Linked DNA regions of Homo sapiens: region 2 is linked to region 1. A link is an interaction called in ENCODE POLR2A ChIA-PET data of the cell type or tissue named here. Cell type or tissue: PC-9. All regions are shown on one strand. Each heading gives the region's core, and the rest is flanking DNA. Links, peaks and the distances in the headings are about the cores only. Region 1 overlaps SLC7A14-AS1 (SLC7A14 antisense RNA 1). Region 2 overlaps SLC7A14-AS1 (SLC7A14 antisense RNA 1).

Region 1 (2,921 bases), core at 324-2,823:
CTGCTATGTGCCAGATACTGTTATCAGACACTGTAATAAGCATATCAGTGATCAAAACAGACATAGATTATTGCCCTCATGTAGTCTCCATTCTAGTAGAAGAGTTACTAACCAAGCTCAATGTGCCAGGCTCTGTTCTCAGCACTTTACACATGTGATCTTATTTAAACCCCTCAGCAAGTCTATGAAGTAGGTAACAATTAAGTCCCCTATTTTACTTGAGCACAGAGAGGAGGAGTCACTTGCTCAAGGTCACACAGCTATCTGGAGGCAGAGTCGTGATGTACATCCAGGTGTTTTTTTCTGGCTCCAGAGTCTCTACTCTCTATGCCATGCTGCCTCTGGATCTGCAAGGGAGCTTGCAGGTCATTTAGTTCACCCTCATTCCACAATGTGGACTCAGAGGTACCAGGTGATGAGAGGACTTGCCCACAATTAAACAGCTGATTAACATCTGGACTGGAACTAGAATCTTATCTTTCAGAACATGACTTATATCACTGTGCCCTTAGATTATTTGGGCAGATAATTCTATGAAGGATGGGGGCTTGGCCACATCCTCATGTTTCCCCACCTTGAATGATAGTTCCCTGGGGACAAAGATGGCTTTCGCTACTGTTTTTTGATAGTCCTTCTTCTGTCCTTCACAGTTGGGATGAAGATGCCCTGCTCAAGTTTACAAGCGGTGTTTTCCAGCTCAGCACAGCTCTTCTTCCTCTGAAGGTGCATCTCCCTACCTCTTGATCATCTGTGCGGCAAATGCTCCATGTGCATTTGGGGACCATCATCACTCTTGTCAGTTTTGTCCCTCCTCAGCCATCAGTGAGCTCAGGTGCACAGCAGTAACGGGAAATAGTACATGGCAGTGCCTAAAGGGTTAGTGAGAGAGAGACCAGACCACACAGTCATTCCCTCTCTAGCAGCCATCTCTGCATGAGAAGTGTTGGAGGGACAGCACCACAGGGACAGTGCTCTGTGCACCTCTCCTGTCCCAATTAGAACCATCACAGTCACCAGTGCCTCTAAACTGCAAGGGACCCACTAGGCAAAGAGAGCAGACTGGGGCAGAAATGTCCCATCATGGGAGCTGGAGATTGGGCTGTAGAATTTCAGACTGGAAGTTAGAGTTTGGCAGGCATCCTTCTCAGATTTTCTGGAACAGTTCCAATTTTATGCAACATAATTTTTTTAAATAATGATGACTCATTAAAAAAACTGTGATTTAATTTTTATGCATTTAATAGGACTTCTTATTTAAATAAATTCACTAATCAACAAAACAAAAATCTTTCTCAGCACCAAGAGTAGTCACTTGAACTTCAGACATACATTCTCCTTATTTATAGATCATCCTGACTGTAAAGGAACCAAAGAATAAGTTGCTGAGGATCAACAAAATACTTGCGGGGTTGAAATCACATACTTCCCTTGACTAAAAGAGGCTTATCATCTATGGTTGTACAGGTTGTGCACTGTACCAGGCTGCAACTGCAAGGAGTCTCTATTTGTACTGCAGACATTATTGATTTGTATGTTGAATACAACAGTTTTATGACAGATGGGCAGATTTGTTCAGTATAATCAATATACAATATGAAGACGATTTCAAACAGAATGAAGCAATGTGCCTTGAGGAAGGAGTGCCTGTTCTAATTTTCACAATGGTGTCCTATAAACCACTAGTGGCCTAGATTGAATGGCCAGTTCTATAAAACTCATGGGCCTGGGATTGAGAAACCAAGACTCAGAGCAGTAAGGGGAAAGTAGAGCAGTTACTTGCAAGACCAAGGCTAACCTGAAAGTGTATAAGGTAACACATTATTGGCTACACATTAGAATCTCTTGGGGAGATTTGAAAAATACTGATGCCTGGGTTTCACCCCTAGAGGTTCCTTTTAACTGGTCTGGGATACAGCCTGGGGTTGAGGTATTGAGGTTCTTCATGTAACCCTAATAAACAGCCAAGGTTGAGAACCACTGTATTTTTTGTTGGATGGGTGACAAATGATAGATGGATGGGTGGATGACTAGATGCATGGGGTGCATAGATACGTGAATAAATGAATGGACTAAGGAATTGGGCATAGAGTCATGGCTTGACATGTTTTCATGATCTGGTATCTGCTTATCTCCAGACACATTCTCTCTCATCTTGCCTCAGTTTCTTGCACTCCGTGCTCCAGCCATACTGAATTTCAATCAGTTTTTCTAATGTGGTGACTCTCTTACAACTCTGGCCCTTACCTTCCCTGTTCTCATTGATTAGAATGTGTTTCCTTTTTCTGTTTGCCTGACTAACTCTTACTCAGATTTCAGGCCTCTACATAAAATTTCAGGTAATTTAGTCCTGGAAGATTTCCTGGACTCCTCTAGACCCTGGTTTAGATCCTGCCATCCATGTTCCTGTGGCCTCTTGTCCTTTCCCATCAGAGCACCTATCACTTGGCATTGCCAGCTGGGCTCAGGGGAGAGGAAAAGGAAAAACCCAGTGGTTCATTTCTCATGGTCCTATGCTGCATGGCCTCATGCTGATTCAAGCATTTCAGGACAAAAACTTACTTTGACAAAATCTGTGCATCATTCATTGATGAATAAAAATATCACACCTTTGGTGGATGCCCCTCTCCCCTTATCTTCCTGTCCTGCAGTATTTTCATGCACGTCTGTGTGAAGAGACCACCAAACAGGCTTTGTGTGAGCAACATGGCTGTTTATTTCACCTGGGTGCAGGCGGGCTGAGTTCGAAAAGAGAGTCAGAGAAGGGAGATAGAGGTGGGGCCATTTTATAAGATTTGGGTAGGTAAAGGAAAATTACAGTCAAAGGGAGTTGTTCTCTGGCGGGCAGGAGTGGGGGTCACAAGGTACTCAGTGGGGGAGATTTTGAGCCAGGATGAGCCAGGAGAAGGAATTTCACAAGACAA
Region 2 (2,921 bases), core at 287-2,786, 56 kb after region 1:
TCTTTAGAGAGTGTCTGCAGATCTGATAATAACTGTAAAATAACATGGCCACACTGAGATACAGAGGGTAAGTAGCTGATTGGCTAGTCTTACTCACCAGCTAAGGCTTAAAGCCATGAAGTCCAAGTTCATGCTTTCACAAGTTACAAATGACCTCCTGCCATGGAACTCTGTGGTTGGCTTTGAATAATTGAAATCATTACTTTAATATCTGTAAGGCCAGGAATCCCCTTTAGTTGATCCCGAAAGCTTGGCAATAATTTGGGTGACGGGGTGATGCAGAAAATAGTAGTTTGTAGTAGAAAATTTGAGTCTCATTGTCCCAATTTTTAAAATTCCTCAATGTTTATAAGTTGATGTTAAACTTTTCATTCAATATCAACTTATAAAAATGAACAAAGCCCAGGCCAGGCGCGGTGGCTCACGCCTGTAATCCCAGCACTTTGGGAGGCTGAGGTGGGCTGATCACGAGGTCAGGAGATCGAGATCATCCTGGTTAACACAGTGAAACCCTGTCTCTATTAAAAATAAATAAATACATACAAAAAAATTAGCCGGGTGTAGTGGTGGGTGGCTGTAGTCCCAGCTACTTGGGAGGCTGAGGCAGGAGAATGGCATGAACCCAGGAGGCGGAGCTTGAAGTGAGCCAAGATTGCACCAGGGCACTCCAGCCTGGGCAACAGAGGGAGACTCTGTCTCAAAAATTAACAAAGCCCTTGTGAAACCCATTGCACTGTGCTAGATGCTTGAGGAGAAAGGTACAGACTTTTAAGATATGGTTCTTCTCCTCTAAGTACTTACTGGGGACATAAGACCCAGGTAATGATGATTAATGATCTTATCCTCTGCTTCGCCTCAGTCACTTACCCGATAATTATACCCCAGACTTGGTCATTTCATGCATCCACTCTTAGACCTACTGATCTCTTCTTTCCATGCCATTCCTCGATACTCCAACTCCAAAAATTCTTCATCCTCACTAGGACCTATGCTCCATCCATTCACCATCCCTCACTCCCATAAAATCTTCAGTTCCCTCTAGACTCAGCTTACATTCTATGGTCCATTATTAAAAACTGCTCACTCATTCACCCTCCAGTACCTTTTCCTTCCTTTCATTCATCACGTCTGCTTGGTAAAACCCTGGTTAAATCCAGTTTCCCTCCTCTTCTACACCCTGCACCCCCACAGCTGATTGTGGCTGGAGAAAATCCCCACAACCACACTGACAAATCTCATTTTAAACTCATGACTAATAACCACAGTGGGCCCATACAGCTGCTGGCAAGGTTTCGTCATTGTCCTGATCAGTCCATTCAATCCTCTACTTTCCTATAACCACTGTACCTTTTCTTGTCTCTCTTCAAATCTCCAGCACCTCCTCCAACTTTTTACCTTTTCCTAATTCACTGGCTTGTGGTGGTGGTGGAGGAGGGTGTGGGTAGGGTTGGTGGAGATAGAAGCTCTCAAAAGAGACCTTCCCTATTCTCCCAACTCCCACTTCTCCCAACTGACTGTCTGTCCATCTATGTCCTGCCTTCTTTCCTGATGTTGTGGATGATCTGTTTGGGTTTCTATCTGAAGCCAAATTTTACACTGTGCACTTGATCCCATCCTTTTTTCCTATCCACAAACTTATTTCCAGCAATTATCTGTTCTCTTTCCTGCTCAAGAATATTTCTTTTTCTATTGAGTCACTGCCAGCAGCATAGAAACATGCTGAATCACCACCCGTCTCACAGAGAAAACCTTCCTTGACCCAACTTTCCCTGTAGTTACTGCTCCCTTTACGGCAAATCTCCTTGAACAAGACTTTTAAGCCCACTACTTCCAATTCCTCTCCTTATAATCTTTCACTCTCAAAATTGCTCCCTGAAAACTGCTTTTATCAATATCTCCAGTGACCTCCACATGATCAAATCCAATAGCCAATTCTCAGTCTTTATCTTATTGAATTTATTGGCAGCATTTTACACCATTGCTTACTTCCTTCTTCAAATGCTTTCTTTGCTTGGCTTCTGAGGCATCACCCTCATTTCTCCTCACTGGTTGCTCCATCTCAGTATCTTTTCCTTGTCCTCCTTATCTTCCCAAGCCCTGCCCACTGGAGTGCCCCAGGAATCACTCTTTCACTGATTTCTCCAGGATCATAGCTTTAAATTTTATTTACTTATTTCATCCCCGAATTCATATTTCAAGCCTAGATTTCGCCCCTTGAAGACCAGACTCATGTCCGGCTGCCTACTCAGTCTCCACTTGGCTATCTAACAGACATCTCAAAGTCAACAGATGCCAAAATGAACACAAGATTCTCCCCCTACTCAAAAACTCCTCCTACTCCTATCTTCTGAATCTTCTCAGTTGTTCAGACAAAAATCCTTGGAGTCATCCTTGACTCCTTTCTTTCTTGTCGCACCACATCAGATAATTTTTTTGAAATTCCTTCTTCAAAATATAACCAAACTCTGACCACTTTCCAACACCTCCATTACTACTATCTCTTCTAAGCTGCCATTATCTCTCACTTCTTATTGCAAAAATCCCTTAACTTTGTTTTTCCTTCTCTCCTTATTCCTCTGAAGTCTATTTTCAACCCAGCAGATGGAGTGAACCTTTTTTTTTTTTTTTTAAAAATCTAAGTAAAATAATGTGACTTTTTTCCTCAAAACCCTCCCATGGCTTCCTGACTCTCTCAGTTTAAAAATCAAAATCCTCTTCATCACCTGCTGGATCCTACCTTTCTGTCTTCATCTCCCACCACTCCCTCTCTGGCTCACTCTGCTCAGCCACACTGGTGTCCTTCCTAGAACATGTCAGGCTTGCCTCAGGGCCTTTGCATGGGTTAGATCCTTTACCCTGAGATTTTATCACACAGGTTCCCCATGGCTCACTCCTTCTACTCCAGTGTCCCCTCAGTGAGG

The links. Peaks named below come from ENCODE experiments on the same cell type or tissue, not always from the same donor. Only the 100,000 strongest peaks of a DNase experiment are listed, where the experiment ranks them.
Region 2: POLR2A ChIA-PET joins it to region 1 with 5 read pairs; 2 of 35 experiments call an interaction of 5 or more read pairs at or near these places.

Annotation. Positions count from the first base shown.
Region 1 is chr3:170,669,524-170,672,444 of GRCh38, forward strand. All of the region lies in intron 2 of SLC7A14-AS1 (SLC7A14 antisense RNA 1), which reads left to right. Among named protein-coding and RNA genes, the nearest start is that of SLC7A14, 85 kb to the left of the region's middle. In PC-9, for the core only: no CTCF peak of the experiment used is centred there; no DNase peak of the experiment used is centred there.
Region 2 is chr3:170,725,553-170,728,473 of GRCh38, forward strand. SLC7A14-AS1 (SLC7A14 antisense RNA 1) reads left to right here. Exons shown (of 6, transcript NR_135556.1): 4 at 8-67. All of the region lies in intron 1 of LOC124906302 (a long non-coding RNA gene), which reads right to left. Among named protein-coding and RNA genes, the nearest start is that of SLC7A14, 140 kb to the left of the region's middle. In PC-9, for the core only: no CTCF peak of the experiment used is centred there; DNase peaks (open chromatin) are centred at 1,249 and 1,709; H3K4me3 peaks cover 337 bases; H3K27ac peaks cover 2,142 bases.